Linked DNA regions of Homo sapiens: all the other regions are linked to region 1. Evidence: read pairs that join two places in POLR2A ChIA-PET (ENCODE). Cell type or tissue: HepG2. All regions are shown on one strand. Each heading gives the region's core, and the rest is flanking DNA. Links, peaks and the distances in the headings are about the cores only.

What was found. ChIA-PET counts read pairs that join two places held together with the same protein. Peaks named below come from ENCODE experiments on the same cell type or tissue, not always from the same donor. Only the 100,000 strongest peaks of a DNase experiment are listed, where the experiment ranks them.
Region 2: POLR2A ChIA-PET joins it to region 1 with 10 read pairs; 11 of 35 experiments call an interaction of 5 or more read pairs at or near these places.
Region 3: POLR2A ChIA-PET joins it to region 1 with 10 read pairs; 7 of 35 experiments call an interaction of 5 or more read pairs at or near these places.

What each region holds. Positions count from the first base shown.
Region 1 is chr11:83,004,403-83,010,639 of GRCh38, reverse strand. The region is part of intron 1 of RAB30 (RAB30, member RAS oncogene family); the gene reads left to right. Among named protein-coding and RNA genes, the nearest start is that of SNORA70E, 34 kb to the left of the region's middle. RefSeq lists an enhancer at 2,714-2,773. In HepG2, for the core only: no CTCF peak of the experiment used is centred there; DNase peaks (open chromatin) are centred at 1,909 and 2,549; H3K4me3 peaks cover 600 bases.
Region 2 is chr11:82,952,876-82,959,112 of GRCh38, reverse strand. It overlaps the pseudogene RPL7AP54. Among named protein-coding and RNA genes, the nearest start is that of DDIAS, 54 kb to the right of the region's middle. In HepG2, for the core only: no CTCF peak of the experiment used is centred there; a DNase peak (open chromatin) is centred at 2,882.
Region 3 is chr11:83,090,136-83,096,372 of GRCh38, reverse strand. LINC02951 (long intergenic non-protein coding RNA 2951) reads left to right here. Exons shown (of 3, transcript NR_186233.1): 2 at 226-304. Among named protein-coding and RNA genes, the nearest start is that of LINC02951, 3.9 kb to the left of the region's middle. In HepG2, for the core only: no CTCF peak of the experiment used is centred there; a DNase peak (open chromatin) is centred at 3,322; H3K4me3 peaks cover 344 bases.

The DNA.
Region 1 (6,237 bases), core at 504-5,503:
ACTGGCTTCATATATGTGTACCTGTCCCATGTTTCCCTCCCCACTATTGAGCCCCTAAGATATTTTAATAATGTGCATTGGAAAAGATATAAATATGAAAAAAAGGAAATAAGCTATTCATAATCTCACCACCCAGAGGTAAGAATTTTAAAAATTTATTTCCTTCTAAGTATTTATTTATTTATTTTTGTTTTTTAGAGACAGGATTTCACTCTGTCTGGAGTGCAATGGCGTGATCACAGTTCACAGTAATGCCTAACTTCTAGGCTCAAGAGATCTTCCCACATCAGCCTCCTGAGTAGCTAGGAGCATAGACATATGACACCACACCTGGCTAATTTTTAAATTTCTTGTAGAGGTTGGGTCTTGCTGTGTTGCCTGGGCTGGTCTCAAACTCCTGGCCTCAAGCGATCCTTCCTTCTTGCCCTCCCAAAGCACTGGGATAACAGGCACAAGCCACCACGCCCAGTCCAAGTATTTATTTCATAATGCTGTATCATGTGGCTTCTCTGTTAGCCCTTCTCTATTGGTATATAGAGGTTTTACTTCTCCCTCCATCTTGGGGGTCATCTTAGCCAGATGTGGTGGCCCACACCTGTAATCCCAGCACTTTGAAAGTCCAAGGCAGGAGGATCACTTGAGGGCAGGAGTTCAAGACCAGCCTGGACAACATAGTGAGACCACATCTCTACAGAAAGTAAAAGTAAGTAAATAGGTAAATCTTTGTGCACATTTAGGAAGCATTCTGTAGGAAAATTCCCAGAAGCAGAATTTTCCTCTTGCTGGGTTGAAGTGTGTGGACCTTGTGAAGGCTTTTGATGAGTATTGAAAGGCTTTTGATGAGTATTGAAAAGTTGCTATTGAGGAAAGTTGTGCCTCTTTCTACTTCACCTGTTAATGTTTGGATGCCATTCCTGCCTTCAGTAGGTTAACACCAGTGGCCATTTATTTATCTGTTTATCTTGAAATAAGTTTGGACCTCTCTGGTCTTTTGTTATTTGTTTTTATTTTATTTTATTTTATTTTATTTATTTTTGGTGTTTTTGGCTCCCTGGGCATGTTGTTCCTGGGATTAAAATCCCAGAATTTATATTTTCTTTAGGATTTCCCTCAGGTTCCATCTGTTGCTAAATTTTACACATCCACATCTTCCACCCAGCTCTCAAACTGTACCCTGCAGCATGGTTACAGAATTCTTGATTTCATAGACTTTTTGAAATCTGGAACTCTTTGAAAGAGACTACTTATTTTGGCTTAAAAATTTCCCCGTTTTTGGCCGGGCGCGGTGGCTCACGCCTGTAATTCCAGCACTTTGGGAGGCCGAGGCGGGCGGATTGCCTGAGGTCAGAAGTTTGAGAACAGCCTGGCGAACATGGTGAAACCCAGTCTCTACTAAAAATATGAAAATTAGCCAGGCATGGTGGCGGGTGCCTGTAATCCCAGCTACTTGGGAGGCTGAGACAGAATTGCTTGAACCTGGGGTGTGGAGGTTGCAGTGAGCTGGGATCTCACCATTGTACTTCAGCCTGGGTGATGAGAAACTCTGCTCAAAAAAAAAAAAAAGGTTTCCCGCTTTTTGGCCATTTCTTTAATAAATACTTGTTGAATTCAACTTTAAGGAGCTCAGGGTTCATTGTTATGTGATGGAGTCTAACGTATATGGGAATTGAAGAGAGGTGAATTTGGGCCAGATTATGAAGAGCCTTGTTACACCATCCTACCTAAGGAGTTGAACTGCATCCTCAAGGCTGATAATTAGTTGGCACTTTTGGGAAAACACTTCGTAGACTGGCTGCAGGGAGCCTGGTTAGAAGTCCACAGTAGGCTGGGTGGGGGAGAGCTGACTAGTCCCTGAGCCATGTTGGTGCAGTGGGGACAGGGGTTAAGCAGGGGTGTATTCAAGCAGGCCTTGGTGACAGATAGGTTATGGTATGCTGTGTGAGTGTGTGTGCATGTGTGTGCGTCCATCCCTGCTGAGGGAAAATTTGTACCCTATCTTCTGCATAAGAATTTGCCATGATACAGGAATTTGCCAGGATAATGCACTGGAAAACACTTAGGAAACTAAAAGTGCTCTATAGATGTAAAAACATTGATAGTAACAGTATGTAAGAAATTCTGCCCAATGGGGTTGATTCAAGGATGCAATAATGGCCTGGTGTGTGTAAAGCTCTAGACAAGTAGTCATTCTTTTGCTTGACACAGGACCTGTCACAAACTTGGGAGAGTTCTTTTTTTGTCTTCATCTATTCAGGTTGCTGAGCATGTGGACACTTGCTTCCCTCTCACTTTTTCTCCTGCTTCCAGTGAGGAGGGAATCTGAACAGCTGAAGGAGGGGTCCAGCCTAGTGTGACAGTCTTCCAACAGGGAGAAGACATCTCTGTTCCTGGTAGGCCTCTGATCTCCGGGGCAGAGGACCATCAGGGGAAAGACTTGAGCCCAGTTCTGAGCCGTGGCCCTGACCTCTGGCTCCCTGGCCAGGCTGCTTTGTGTGTTCAGCCCGGTGGGAGGAGACTGAATAAGCTGATAAGAAGGTTCTTCCGGTCCAGCCAAGCAGGCGCAGGGAAGCTTCTGCAGAGGAAAGATTAGACACGGTCCCTGATTTAGAGAATACAAGGGGGAAGGCAATGGGGCAAAGCCCAGAGCTCTTTGCAGTGGTATTGTTTATTGTTGGAGGAGGACAACAGAGGGAGCCCCACCTGCTTGTGCAGAAGACAGAAACAGCAAGTTGGGTCTGCAAGTGCCTTTTTTAGGGCAGTTTAACAAACATGTTTTGCAGACAGAAGTCTCCAACTTGGAAGGGGGTCGATGAGTGGGAAGGGTATCCTTTTTCTTCCCCCAGGAAACAAAGCAGGAGTATTTCCAGGCACATCTGAGCCTCTTTGTCAAGCACCTGCTCCCAGGTGCTGTGGTACGAAACAAATTAGCCCCGCCTGGGGAGTTAACTGAGTGGGTCCTAAGCGGTGGCCTCTTCCCTTCTCTTCTCACCTATATGTGGAAAACCAAATCTGTGCTTAGTGTAGGGATGCTCCCCATGGCCAGCTTCTCACTATGGCAGAAAGAGCACCAGAAGATAATTCAGGTGTTTGCTTGGGTTAATGCTGATGAAATGCTGCTTTGTGGAATCATTCTCATGTTTGGAATCCCAAATCCGTTTTGTATTTCTAGGAATTAGGAAAATATCAAACATAATATATGAAGAATAAAATAAAATATTTGATTGTCTTGATTTTTGAAAATAGTATTATGGAGGTCTCAGGCCTGCTTTATTTTTCATTTTCATTTTTACTTTTTGCATATCTTGAAAAGTATTCTAAGGGCTGCTTCTGAGCTCCTTCCTCCTAACTCCACCCCCAATCCATGGCATGTGTTCATGCCAGCCACCCCTGACAGTTTTGTCTGTGGCCTTGCCCAATGGAGATTTATATGTGCAGATCTTATTTGTCCTGGCAGCAGCTCTGATTTGGAGTCAGGGGACCTGTGTTTGCTCTTCTGGCTCTGTTGCTTACATGCTGCGTGGCCTGAGGCAAGTCACTATCTTGGTTTCAAATCTCATTTCTGTAAAATGGGGAGAAAAAGATGAGCTCCTTCTGCTTCCTCAGAAATGTTCTGTGTCAGAGTGAAGTGAGAGTAATTTCTAAGCTGTAAGAATGTGTGAGAGTTTTGTTTTTATTCATGACACAAGCAAGCTATTGTTTGATCCATTGGTTTTGGCTGCCATACTGTGGATACTTGGTTTTGAGGGAAGTTGGTCTGAAAGAATGAATCCTCCTTGTAGAGACTCACTGTGCTGAGACATGGTTTAGAGAAAGCAGTGATACACACAATGAACTGGAAAAGCAACTCCAGAGTCTGGGTGGGACATTCCTTCCTGGGGTCCCTGTCCCATGAAGGGGTGCAGCTGGGCAAAGAGAAAGACACAAAGATTGAAACAGAGTACCCCAAATAGATTTTTTTTTAAACAGGGCCTCTCTCCCTGTATTAGGAAAACTGTCTTGCTTTTGAAGCACTACTATAGACTGAATAAAAAGGCAGAGTATAATTTAAGAGTTGGAGGTTATCTTCTTTCCTAGAAAGAGCTAAATATTATAGCCTCCCCAGGGGCAACTACTGTTGCCAGTTTCTTTTGTGTCATTCCAAAAATATCTTGTGCCTATACAGATATAGAATCATATGCCCCCGCCCTTTCTTCATACTGTAAACACACCATTCTTTGCCTTGCTTCTTTCATTTAATACATCTTGCAGATATCCATAGCAGGCTGTGTGGTGGTCCATTGTTGTATGGCTACCTTAATCTATATAACCATTTTCTGCTAATGGACTTTTAGGTTGTTTTTATAATTGCTATTCCAAATACTGTTGTAATAAATATCCTACTACATGTGCCTTTGTGAGTATAAATGTGATAGATTCCTAGAAGTGCAATTGCTGGGTCAGAGGGTTTGTAATAGCGTTTTTAGCTTTAAATCAATAGTGCTCTCCATAGAGGTTGCATTGATTTACCTCCCACCAGTAGTATACAAGTGCCCCATTTCTCCATAGTGTCACCAGTACAGGATAAACTTGGCCAATCTGAGATGAATGGCCTCTTATTATAACTACATATAGTTAAAATTATAATTTATAAGTATAAATTTACTATAGTTTGAATTTACTTTTGTAAGATTGATCAGTTTTTTAAAAAAAAAAATGTAAGTGCTATTTTTATTCCTTTCTTGTGAATTATCTGCTCATGTCCTTAGCCTATTTTTTCTAGTCGGTTATTGAATTTTTCTTATTCATTTTGTAGGAACTTTTTATGCATGTAATCAATTAGACCTTAATAATATATATTGCAGTCAGTTCTTCATTTTTATTGTTTTGCCATACAGAATTTTTGAAACATTTAGTGAAATTTCTCAGCCTTTTTACTTTATAGCCTTGATTTTGAGTAATTCTTAGAAAGCCTTCTCTACTTTAAGGTTTTATATATATGTATATATATAATGTTTTCTTCTAGTACTTTTATGCCTTCAGTTTTTTAGATCCAAACTTTGAATCCATCCAGAATTTATTTTAGTATAAGGAGTGAGACAGACCTCCAACTTAATTTTTTTCCACAAAGACCTGGGTTTTGAATCCAGGCACTTTTACTCATTAGCTGTTTGATTTTTGAACTAATTAATCTCTCTGAACCTCAGTTTTCTTATCTGTATAATGGGAATATTAATACCCATTTGATGGCCTACTGAAAAGATTAAATAAGATTACATGTGGAAAACATTTAGCACCGTTCCTAGCACACAGTGTGTTCAAATCATGGTCCAAATGGCCAGGAACCTGGGGACACATAGTGTGTTCTGGCAGAGGAGAAATTCTAGGTAGCCAGGATACAGAGGCCACCTTGTGACTCACCAGTGTGTCAGAGTAAGTAAGTCACTTCATTACCTAAACCCTCAGTTTCCTCACTTGCAGAATGAATGATTAGAGCTTTCTCTTGAGGTTGTTGGGAGGTCCAGATTAGATAATGTCTGTGAAAGAATTTTGTAAACTATAAAGGGCAATGTAAAAATGCTGGAGTTTACAGTCTGGTGAATAAGGAGCAGCCACAGCACAGGTGGGTGTTTGACATTTGTGGCCAAGGAGAATAATTAACTTGCAATAACATGAAATTAGCAGCTGATGTAAAGCAAGTGAGCTTGTAGCAGTTGATTATAGTAATGGTTAGTAATTGCCTCCTAGTAATTAAGCAATAATGAGCTTCCAGGGACAGAACCTTGTTAGGCGGAAAGATGGATGAAAGGCTTTCAATTCAGTGTACACTTACTGAACACAGCAGTGGGACAAGCAGAGACAGGTGTCTTGTTGAGGTACAGTCTTTGTCCTTAAGGATAGTAGGGGGTGAGAGACACATAAAGCATGGCTCCTTCCATGGGCCTGACACACATGTGGGGATATACTTGGAGGAAGGTCCACAGTGCTCTGGGATCATCAAAGAGGGTGAGATTCACCTGCTGAGCCCCCGTGCCAGTCTGAACCCACCCTCCAGAGTCTGACCCAGATTCTAAAGAACCCCTATGATGCCTTCTTGAAGTTTTACTTGCCCTTTTTTATTCCTCTGGTTGTTTTGGATTTATCAGGGATATCTTGTTTCTCATGCCCTGCCCATCGCCCTCCACAGCTTCTGGGCAAGCATGGTGTTATGCCTAGGGCCTCTATTTCTACTGTGACCTGAGTACTCAGATGGGATGTCCA
Region 2 (6,237 bases), core at 766-5,765, 52 kb after region 1:
TATGGGTGCATTCCACCACATTTGGCTTTGAAGGTGACTAGTTTTTAAAATATTATAAACTTATGAAATATACTTATGTATTTATAAAAATACTATATACACTATCTCTAATTTTTAAATCATTTTTTATATTCTTCCAGTAATATTCTATGCATACTAAATTATTTGTGTATCTTGACAGATATTTGTTTTACTATTTTGCTATTGCAAACAATGCTTTATGGAATATTTTTCTTTTATACTTTCTCATATATGAGTGTATTTGTGAGATAAATTCCTGGAAGTGGGATTGCTGCTTTTAAAAGAGCACATCAATTTAAAATTTTCATAAATAATGCCAATTTATTTTCCACATAATTAATACCAATTACATTCTCATTGTCTTAATCCATTTTGGGCTGCCGTAACAAAAAAAATCTGAGACTAGGTAATTTATATCTATGATAAATAAAATAAAATACATTTCTCATACTTCTGGAGGCTGGTAAGTCCAAGATCAAGGTGCTCACATCTGGTTTCTGGTGAGGGCCTTTTTGCTGCATCCTCACATGATGAAAGGACAAGTTGGAAAGCTAGCTAAATGCTACGTGAAGCCTCTTTTATATGTGCCTTAATTCTATTGATGAGGGAGGAACCCCATGGCCTAATCACCTCCTACAGATCCCACCTCTTAATACTATCACATTGGCAACACCTGAATTTTGGAGGAAACACATTCAAATCATAGCACCAATTGACACTGTATCAGTAGTAAGGCATTCTTTCAAAAAAATACTTTCAATTGGGTGGGGATGTAGGGCATAAGAGGTCAGAAAAGAAAGCTTGAATTCTTTTTGGCTGAAGGAGAATTTTTTATTATCTTTCTGTACAGAAAACTCAACAGTGTGCATTTAACTAAGCTTAGTGGCATGTTTTTTAGCCTTTGTCTTTTCTGGCTTGGCATTGTAAGCCACAGATTTTGGACCCAGGATGTTGCCTCCCCATTGATGGTGGATCTCATTATATCTGTCATTGTAATTGATCCTGAAGCTCCCAAAGTTTAGCTAAAGCTCCTTGTTTTTTCCATTTAACCTGTGTGAAGGTGACAATGATGCAGGTCCTCCTGTGGACTAAACTTCCCGGCCTTGCCTTCTCTTTGATAACACAGTAAGGGACCCCCATTTTACAACACAGGGCTGGCAGGAAGACAACCAGCTTGATGGGATCCATATCTTGTGCAGTCAGCACCAGCTGAGACTTCTTGTTCACCATTGAGTTGGTGACAGTATTAACCCCTGCTTGAAGGACAGGTGAACTCTTAGTGGGGATGTCTCCATTGCTGGCAGCATTCCTGTCAGCATGGGCCAACAATTCCTGCTTCTTCTCTTGCTTTGTCACTGGTCTGTACTCGTGGGCCAGCTTAAGAAGCTGAGCAGCTGTTAGGAGGTCCAAGGCCTGGGTAAACTGGTTAATCACAAGAGGCACTTCCAGTGACCTACAGAGGATAGTTCTTTGCTGCTGCAACCTAATATAATGAGGCCATTTGACAAAGTGAGTGAGATCCCTTTGGGGTGGATGTCCTGTCCAGTGCTAAAATTCTTAGGCCTTTTCTCAAACAGGGGAGATTCACCACTTTCTTGGCTTCTTGCTTCTTCATGACAGCAGGGGCCCCAGCCATCTTCTTCCCCTTGGTCTTATTTTGTTTTAGCATCTTGGGTGGCTAGAGAAGAGACAACAGAAAGCTCAAATTTTAACAGAGGGAGAAAGACAGGGGAAAGGTCATGGTGAAAGTGAGGAATTGAAATTGAGTAAAGATATTACAACTATAAAGCAGGTGGAAATTCAAAATGGTATATGAATAATGAAGGGGCAGAAGGAAGCAAACAGAAAATGCTGGTACTGGCAGGTGTGGTACTGTGGGAGGAGCACTGAACTTGAGAGCAAGTACCATGTTCACAGTCATTATCTTATTTAATTCTCATAGTAGCCTTAAGAGATATTGTTTCTTTTTTTTGCAGATAAGAAAGTAGAGGCCATGGAGATACAATATCTACTTCACGGGATTTTATGTGAGTTAAATGATGTAATGTATGTGATACCACCTAATAGCATATGAGATTCTTGAAGGCATAATTATCTTCAACCTAGTACAGTGCCAGGTACAATCTGGAACTGCAATTTGCTGAATATTTTTAATAAATGAAAGAACCTGGCACAGGGCCTACCACATAAGTATGTGCTCAACAATGAATGGTTATTGACTCTAAAGATTAGCAGAAAGTGGGGTGGCTGGCAAGATGGCCAAATAGGAACAGCTCTGGTCTGCAGCTCCCAGGGAGATCAACACAGAAGGTGGGTGATTTCTGCATTTCCAACTGAGGTACCATGTTCATCTCATTGGGACTGGTTGGACAGTGGGTGCAGCCCATGGAGGGTGAGCTGAAGCAGCGTGGGGCATTGCCTCACCCAGGAAGCAAAAGGGGTCAGGGGATTTCTCTCCCCCAGTCAAGGGAAGCCGTGAGAGACTGTACCAGGAGGAACGGTGCACTCTGGCCCAGATACTGCACTTTTCCCATGGCCTTCACAACCAGCAGACCAGAGATTCCCTCAGGTGCCTACGCCACCAGGGCCCTAGATTTCAAACACAAAACTGGACAGCTGTTTGGGCAGACACTGAACTAGCTGCAGGAGTTTCTTTTTTTCATACACCAGTGGCACCTGGAACACCAGTGAGATGGAACCATTCACTTCCCTGGAAAGGGGGCTGAAGCCAGGGATCCAAGTAGTCTGGCTTGGCAGGTCGCATGCCCATGGAGCCCAGCAAGCTAAGATCCACTGGCTTGAAATTCTCGCTGCTAGCACAGCAGTCTGAGGTCGCCCAGAGATGCTTGAGCTTGGTTGGGGGAGGGGCGCCCACCATTGCTGAGGCTTGAGTAGGTGGTTTTACCCTCACAGTGTAAACAAAGCCTCCAGGAAGTTCAAACTGGGCGGAGCCCACCACAGCTCAGCAAGGCTGCTGGGGCCAAACTGCCTCTCTAGATTCCTCCTCTCTGGGCAGGGCATCTCTGAAAAAAAGGCAGCAGACCCACTCAGGGACTTATAGATAAAACCCCCATCTCCCTGGGAAAGAGCACCTGGGGGAAAGGATGGCTGTGGGCACAGCTTCAGCAGACTTAAACGTCCCTGCCTGGCAGCTCTAAAGAGAGCAGCAGATCTCCCAGCACAGCGTTCAAGCTTTGAAAAGGGACAGACTGCCTCCTCAAGTGGGTCCTTGAGCTCTGTGTATCCTGTTTGGGAGACACCTCCCAGTAGGGGCTGACAGACACCTCATACGGGAGAGCTCTTGCTGGCATCTGGCGGGTGTCTCTCTGGGACAAAGCTTCCAGAGGAAGGAACAGGCAGCAATCTTTGTTGTTCTGCAGCCTCCACTGGTAATACCCAGACAAATAGGGTCTAGAGTGGACCTCCAGCAAACTCCAGCAGACCTGCAGCAGAGGGTCCTGACTGTTAGAAGGAGAACTAACAAACAGAAAGGAATAGTATCAACATCAGAAAAAAGGATGTCCACTCAGAGAACCCATGCAAAGGTCACCAACATCAAAGACCAAAGTTAGATAAATCAATGAAGATGGGGAAAAAACAGCATAAAAAGACTGAAAATTACAAAAATCAGAGTGCCTCTTCTCCAAAGGATCACAACTCCTTGCCAGCAAAGAGAACAAAACCATCCAGAACAAAACTGGACGGAGAATGAGTTTGAAGAATTGACAGAAGTAGGCTTCAGAAGGTGGGTAATAACAAACTCCTCCAAGCTGAAGGAGCATGTTCTAACTCAATGCAAGGAAGCTAAGAACCTTGAAAAAAGGTTAGAAAAATTGCTAACTAGAATAACCAGTTTAGAGAAGAACATAAATGATCTGATGGAGCTGAAAAACACAGCACGAGAACTTTGTGAAGCATATGAAAGTATCAATAGCTGAATCAATCAAGTGGAAGAAAGGATATCAGAGAATGAAGATCAATTCGATGAAATAAAGCAAGAAGATAAGATTAGAGAAAAAAGGGTGAAAAGAGATCAACAAAGCCTCTAGGAAATATGGGACTATGTGAAAAGACCAAATCTACGTTTGATTGTTATATCTGAAAGTAACAGGGAGAATGGAACCAAGTTGGAAAACACTCTTCAGGATATTATCCAGGAGAACTTCCCAAACCTAGCAAGGCAGGCCAACGTTCAAATTCAGGAAATACAGAGAACACCACAAAGATACTCCTCAAGAAGAGCAACCCCAAGACACATAATCATCAGATTCACCAAGGTTGAAATGAAGGAAAAAATTGTTAAGGGAAGCCAGAGAGAAAGGTTGGGTAACCCACAAAGGGAAGCCCATCAGACTAACAGTGGATCTCTCAGCAGAAACCCTACAAGCCAGAAGAGAGTGGGGGCCAATATTCAACATTCTTAAAGAAAAGAATTTCTAACCCAGAATTTCATATCCAGCCAAACTAAACTTTATAAGTGAAAGAGAAATAAAATCCTTTACAGACAAACAAATGCTGAGAGATTTTATCACCACCAGGCCTACCTTACAAGAGCTCCTGAAGGAAGCACTAAATATGAAAAGGAAAAACCAGTACCAGCCACTGCAAAAACATACCAAATTGTAAAGACCATCGACACTATGAAGAAACTGCATCAACTAATGGGCAAAATAATCATCTAGAATCAGAATGACAGGATCAAATTCACATATTACAATATTAACCTTAAATGTAAATGGGCTAAATGCCCCAATTAAAGGACACAGACTGGCAAATTGGATAAAGAGTCAAGACCCATTGGTATGCTGCATTCAGGAGACCCATCTCACATGCAAAACACACATAGACTCAAAATAAAGGGATGGAGGAAGATCTACCAAGCAAATGGAAAGCAAAAAAAAGCAGGGGTTGAAATCCTGGTCTCTTATAAAACAGACTTTAAACCAACAAAGATCAAAAGAGAGAAAGAAGGCCATTACATAATGGTATAGGGATCAATTCAACAAGAAGAGCTAACTCCTAAATATATATGCACCCAATACATGAGCACCTAGATTCATAAAGCAAGTTCTTAGAGACATACAAAGAGACTTAGACTCCCACACAAGAATAATAATGGCAGACTTTAACACTCCACTGTCAATATTAGACAGATCAATAAGACAGAAACTTAACAAAGATATCTAGGACTTGAACTCAGCTCTGGACCAAGCAGACATAATAGACATCTACAGAACTCTCCACCCCATATCAAAAGAATATCCATTCTTCTCAGCACATCACACTTATTCTAAAATTGACTACATAATTGGAAATAAAACACTCCTCAGCAAATATAAAAGAACAGAAATCACAACAAACTGTCTCTCAGACCACAGTGCAATCAAACTAGAACTCAAGATTGAGAAACTCACTCAAAATTGCACAACTACATGGAAACTGAACAACCTGCTCCTGAATGACTACTGGGTAAATAAAGAAATGAAGGCAGAAATAAAGATGTTCTTTGAAACCAATGAGAACAAATACACAACGTACCAGAATCTCTGGGATGCATTTAAAGCAGTGTGTAGAGGGAAATTTATAGAACTAAATGGCCACAAGAGAAAGCAGGAAAGATCTAAAATCAACACCCTAACATCACAATTAAAAGAACTAGAGAAGCAACAGCAAACAAATTCAAAAGCTAGCAGAAGACAAGAAATAACTAAGATCAGAGCAGAACTGAAGGAGACAGAGAAACAAAAAACCCTTCAAAAAAATCAGTGAATCCAGGCGCTGGTTTTTTGAAAAAATCAAGAAAACAGACTATTAGCAAAACTAATAAAGAAGAAAAGAGAGAAGAATCAAATAGATGCAATAAAAAATGATAAAGGGGATCTCACCACTGATCCCACAGAAATACAGCTACCATCAGGGAATACTATAAACACCTCTATGCAAATAAACTAGAAAATCTAGAAGAAACGGATACATTCCTGGACACATACATCCTCCCAAGACTAAACCAGGAAGAAGTTGAATCTCTGAATAGACCAATAACAGGTTCTGAAATTGAGGCAGTAATTAATAGCTTACCAGTCAAAAAAGGTCCAGGACCAGACGAATTCACAGCTGAATCCCACCAGAGGTACAAAGAGGAGCTGGTACTATTCCTTCTGAAACTATTCCAATCAATAGAAAAAAAGGGAATCCTCCCTAACTCATTTTATGAGG
Region 3 (6,237 bases), core at 655-5,654, 86 kb before region 1:
TTACTTTTGTGGAGGTGCATATCTTGGTAGAATGTTTCTTGAAGGCACTTGACAAATGTAGATTCTGCCTTTGTATGGACAGGCCATACTCTCAAAGGTTCAGATATACTTAGCTCTTCTGATTTCCTGGAATATCATGTTGTACCTTTCTCATGTCACTCATAAGTGAATCTGGGCCAAGCATTGCTAAAAATTGGATTGTTTATTCCCACTTTATGGCCACAGGTCTTGTTGCTGAGACTACTGATCTCCAAAGTGGAATGTGCTCACTCTAGAGGTATACAAGATAATTCACTGAAGTGTGGTAAGAATTTTCATAGCTTCTACTTAGGTTTATCATGAGAAAATTAAGCCCTATTCATCCATATGGATTGAGGTTGGCATCCCCACATTGTTTCTATATTTGACGCTCACATCAGATGAGATACAAATGGAGTTTCTTTCTTTGAGCATTAGTGACATATTGTGGTTCAAAAGGGGATTTATGGATTTTTAAAATCTAACTTTAACAAAATGAAATATTACAAAGTGAATAATTGGTTTTAAAAAATTGCTGGGAAAAAGAAAACCCTGTGAATTGAAGATGATACATAGGATCCCCCACTCTCAAATGGCAGAACTGACACTTTTACTTAGTATGATCCCTTCATCAGTCACATTATGAAGTTAAATACAATGATTAACAAAATCTGACCAGCTGACTCAAAACATCCAAAACTATTAAAAAATCTATTTGAAATACAGTATTAATTTGTATCCACTTAATAACAAGATACAGAAACCTAAGTATATATTTTCCCTGAGATAAAAGTTTATTCATTTTCATTGTATTCCTTCAAACTTTTTGTTTACATTTCATAATGTATATTTTATATTAGCCCAATAGTGGATGTGTATAACTTATAAAGTAATATACATATATTGGGGGTATATGCTCAAATTAAGTGTACTTAATTTGAGATTATTGATTTAGACAAACAACTCTACCTTTCTCCAGTTGAGAGTTCTAGCCTGTGAACATAGCAGTGATTAGTACCTAATGATCATGCAGTTAAGAATTGGTTGCTATTATTACTATTAGGTTTGGTTCTAAAGCCCAAAAAGGTACAGATGATTCGGATGCAGACATATCATTTATATAGAACCCCCACCATTTTGCCTCAAGTAAACAACATAATCTGTCTCTCTGGAGACAGTTTCTTTGTTTGCAGCTATAAAATTTGCTGCAGTTGTAATGCTGGATCTAAGAGGCTGTCATATTGACTTGAGGAATTCCAGAAAGGCCTCCCTGTAACCCTTTTCTTCTAGTGTGACTTAGGGAAACCCAGAAAGAACTCCCTTAACTCCTCCACCAGCAAAGGCTTCCTTCCTCATTCTCACCTGAAGCCCCATTATTAGCATTTATTCCTGTGAAGGGGACTACCTTCACTTCATGCCCAGAGTTCACCTATTCCATTCTGTTCTCCCAAGCACCTAGTGTAAAACTCAACGACAGCACTTTGACTGTAGGTACAGTCCTTCCTCCATAACTGTGGGGAGTTGGTTCCAGGACTCTCCTCTTTTTTTTTTTTTTTTTGAGACAGTCTCTGGCTCTGTTGCCCAGGCTGGAGTAGAGTGGTGCTATCATAGCTGACTGTAACCTCAAACTCTTTCCCCTTGAAATCTGCAGATGTTCAAGTCCCTTATATAAAATGGCATAACAGCCTGGGCACCACAGTGAGACCCCATCTCTACAAAAAAAATTAAAAATTAAAAATTAGCTGGATGTGATGGCACATGCCTGTAGTCTCAGCTACTTGGGAGGCTGAAGCAGGAAGATCACTCAAGTTCAGGAAAGAGTTCGAGGTTACAGTCAGCTATGATAGCACCACTCTACTCCAGCCTGGGCAACAGAGCAAGAGACTGTCTCAAAAAAAAAAAAAAAAAAAGGTATAATATTTGCATATAACATATGACATCCTCTTGTATACTTTATTATTATTATTACTTTTGAGACAGGGTCTTACTCTGTCACCCAGGCTGGAGTGCAGTGGCGTGATTACAGCTTACTGCAGCCTCGATCTCTGAGGCTCAAGTGATTCTCCCACCTCACTCTCCCGAGTAGCTGGGACCACAGGCATGCACCAACACATCTGGCTAATTTTTGTATTTTTTGTAGAGACAGGGTTTCATCTTGTTGCTCAGGCTGGTCTCAAACTCCTGGGCTCAAGGGATCCACCCACCTTGGCCTCCCAAAAAGCTGGGATTACAGGCATAAGCCACTGTGTCCAGACTCTCTTGTATACTTTAAACCATCTCTACATTACTTATAATACCTAATACAATGTAAAAGCTATGTAAGTAGTTGTTATACTATATTTTAAAATTTGTATTTTTTAGTTGTTTTATTATTTGTTTTTTCCCCAATATTTTAAATCCATTTTTGGTTGAATCCATGGATGCAGAACGTGAGGCTAGATGGGCCAGCTGTACTTGTTTATGTGTCTGCCTGCCTGCTGAATACCATGCTTCCGTGGGGATAAATGCTACCTTATTCATAGGCTTCAGAATTAGACAGTGCTGACTATATGATCTTAGGCATGTTGCTAATCCTCTCTTGGCCCATGATCTCATCTATAATATAGGAAAATACTTCATAGAGCTGTTGTGAGCATAAAATGAGACAATATTTTTTAAAAAGTTTGGCTCATTTTAGGTGTTCAACAAAAATTATTGCTATTTTCTCCATCCATCTACCCAACACAATAATAAATGCCTTTTGAATGCCTGTTAAGTGAAAACATGATGAATCAATTTATTTTGTTTAAGTGCTGAGATCGTCTTATAAAATAGAAGTTTTCAATGAATAATGACTATTGGATAGGAAAGTATTTGAAGGAAAAATTTAAAAAATGAATAATGACTAATGTTTCAAGAGTGTTTACTACATCTCAGGTACTGTGGTATACATTTTTGTTTAATCCTCACGACAACCATATGAAGTAGGTACTCTATAACTAAAATCCCCATTTCACGAACAAGAAAACTGAGGTCTAGTAATTTATCTACAGCTGAGTGGTGAAGTCAAGATTAGATTTCAGTTCTATCTGACTCTAGGACCCATATACTTAACTGTTGTTGTATTGCAGAATACTTAAGGTTTAAATACTCAGTTTTCAGCCCTGCTTAGGGCTGGCTCTGTGTTTTATTGCCAAACTCAAAACAAGCTGTATATATTTGGATTAGAGCAAACATTGCCTAGGGCTTTCACAAACACCTCATGGAGACCATCCTGTTCCCTCCCCCACAAGACTGTGCCTTCGGAAAAGCAATGTGCTTAGTAGCACCAGGAATCAGATCCTTTGAAGTATACAGCCCATGAAATCAACCTGCCTGGACTTTGGCCCATCTGCCAGCTCTGAGTCAGCTGGCAGGAAAAAGGGCCAGAGGCTCAGATGTAATCAGTTCCTAAACAGGCCCAACTACACCACCTCCACCTTCTTCAGCCTCTCTTATCCTTCCAACCTGATTTCACCACAAGAAACCTGTTTGTGAGGGAGGGCACCACATCTCTCAGAAGTGGTCCAGTGTTTCCCCATTAATGCCTCCCTCATTAACTCCCTGCCATGGACAGCCATACTTAGATCATAAACAACAGAAAATATTAATGCTAATTAATTCTGGAGGCACTGGCAGTCTGTTGGAATAGAGTGCAGACTTTGGAGTCAAATCAGCCAGGTTTCAAAGTCCCAGCTTTCCAATAGTGCTGGGCAAATTGTATAATCTCTAAATTTCAGTTTTCTTATTGACAAATTAGGGAACAAGAATACTACCAGTATTTTAAGGAGTTGTTATAAAGATTAAATGAGAAATATGAATGATGTGCATGTAATGCCCTTGGAACAGTGCCTTTGCTCATAGTAAGCATTCAAATGTTAGCTACAAATGGTGTGGCTTGTGGCAAGTGAACAATGGAGATTCTATCACTCTCCATCCAGAAAGTTTATGTAAAAATTTAAGAGCCCCTGGTGTATAGTAAGTACTCAAAACATTAATCCATTTGATCAACGAACTCCGTTTCCCACTTTAATAATAATAGTAAACAACTGGAGTTTCTAACATCACAAACCTAGGTGAGAGTCAGTTTTGCAGTCATGTATAAAAGGGAAACCAGTATTGAAGATTAGGCAAGCATCCAAATAGCTGTTCTGGCTAGACTATATTAGGCCTAAAGATTCTATAGCAAGGTAGGCTGGGCGTGGTGGCTCACACCTGTAATCCCAGCACCTTGGGAGGCCGAGGTGGGCAGATCACGAGGTCAGGAGATCAAGACCATCCTGGCTAACATGGGAAAACCCCGTCTCTACTAAAAATACAAAAAAAAAAAAAAAATTAGCTGGGCGTGGTGGTGGGCACCTGTAATCCCAGCTACTCGGGCGGTTGAGGCAGGAGAATGGCATGAACCCAGGAGGCGGAGCTTGCAGTAAGCGGAGCTTGCGCCACTGCACTCCAGCCTGGGCGACAGAGCTAGACTCCGTCTAAAAAAAAAAAAGATTCTATAGCAAGGTAAGGACCAGGTGGATACTTAGACAACTTTGTAATTTACACAGCACTTAGTTTTCCTTTCACCAATGTGACCTTCACAACTTTATGGGGTAGTTCTCATATCATATTTGGAATTTTTAAAGAATACTTGTTTTACATGTCATTCTCCTCCACTAAAAGACAAGAAAATTTTTTTCCTCATCTTCTTCTATCCAGATAAAATTTCACATACAAGGGCAATGGTCTAGCAGAGTTTAAAGTGAGTTTTTTTTCTTTTTCTTCTTCTTGAGACAGAGTCTCACTCTATTGCCCAGGCTGGAGTGCAGTGGTGTGATCTTGATCCACTGCAACCTTGGCTCACTGCAACCTCTGCCTCCCAGGTTCAAGTGATTCTCATGCTTCAGCCTCCCGAGCAGCTGGAATTACAGGTGTGTGCCACCATGCCAGGCTAATTTTTGTATTTTTAGTAGAGACGGGGTTTGTCGTGTTGGCCAGGCTGGTCTCCAACTCCTGACCTCAGGTGATCCACCTGCCTCGGCCTCCCAAAGTGCTGGGATTACAGGCCTGAGCAACCACGCTTGGCCTCAAAGTGAGTTCTGAATGGGGAGAGGTACAAAAAGAAATAGGAATCATTCCACCTAGAAAGCCAGACATATGCTACCCATGAGATAATTTATCTGTAAAATCGCATAATTTGTACTTCAAAAGACTAAAAAAGATAAAGTATATAATGCTGCTGATCTTTTGGTTGTAGTACATATTAATGAACCTAAAAGCAAATTGGATGGAATTTCCACTCATAAAAAGGAAGACTGAACATGACCATTTGTTAATGGTCAAGAGGCATGGTGTGATTTTCTCAAGTCTATAAAGGACCAATAAAGCATGGCAGAACCATATAGCACTATAAATTAATGGAACTATGCTTTTAGTCTACCTGGATACCCAGAGATGTTTCCAGGGCTGAGTTCTTGGGTCATGTGAATGGATTACAGAGGGGCTGCAAACAGTTTAAAATCATGGGTTTTACACAAATATAGATGTGGGAATGGTTAGAGTGAGGGGAGGGACTTGGCTGTTTCCTTTTGTGTGTGGCAGGGGAGGGAGGTAACATCCTGGATGTAGCCATAGCTTTTATAAAATTTTTATAAGTCCATGGATCCAAAACATTAAGAAACACTACTATATGCATGATAAAAATCCCTACTTATTCAATAAACATTCACCAAACACTTACTACATAGAGACATTATGCTGTCTTTGTCCTCATAATGGAGGATAACATGCAAAACAAAAATTCTGAATAATTCCAGTGATTTATGGCATGAAGTCATTTTTTTCTTCTTGCTATCAATACAAGCAGACTCCCTTTGTGATGTCTTTCTACCTGCTTATCTCAATGATCTAAAGAAGATCCATGTTATAAAGTGTCTAACACATAGTAGATCCTCAAATGTTAGTTCCTTGCCTTTCACTTATCAATTTAAAGCCACATTTATCTTCTCCCCTTCTTCCTCTCTCTAGTGTTTCTTTTAATTTTTATTGAAATGAGATCCTGCTGTAGGAATATGTTATCCAGAGTCAGAGCAGGAGGCATGGTGTGATTTTACCATATCTATGCACCTATAAAGTACAGCAGCAGTACAAAAGCCCTTAAATAACGTAGGTTAAATATCAAACGTTTTGACATATAAAAGGTACTGAATGAATAGT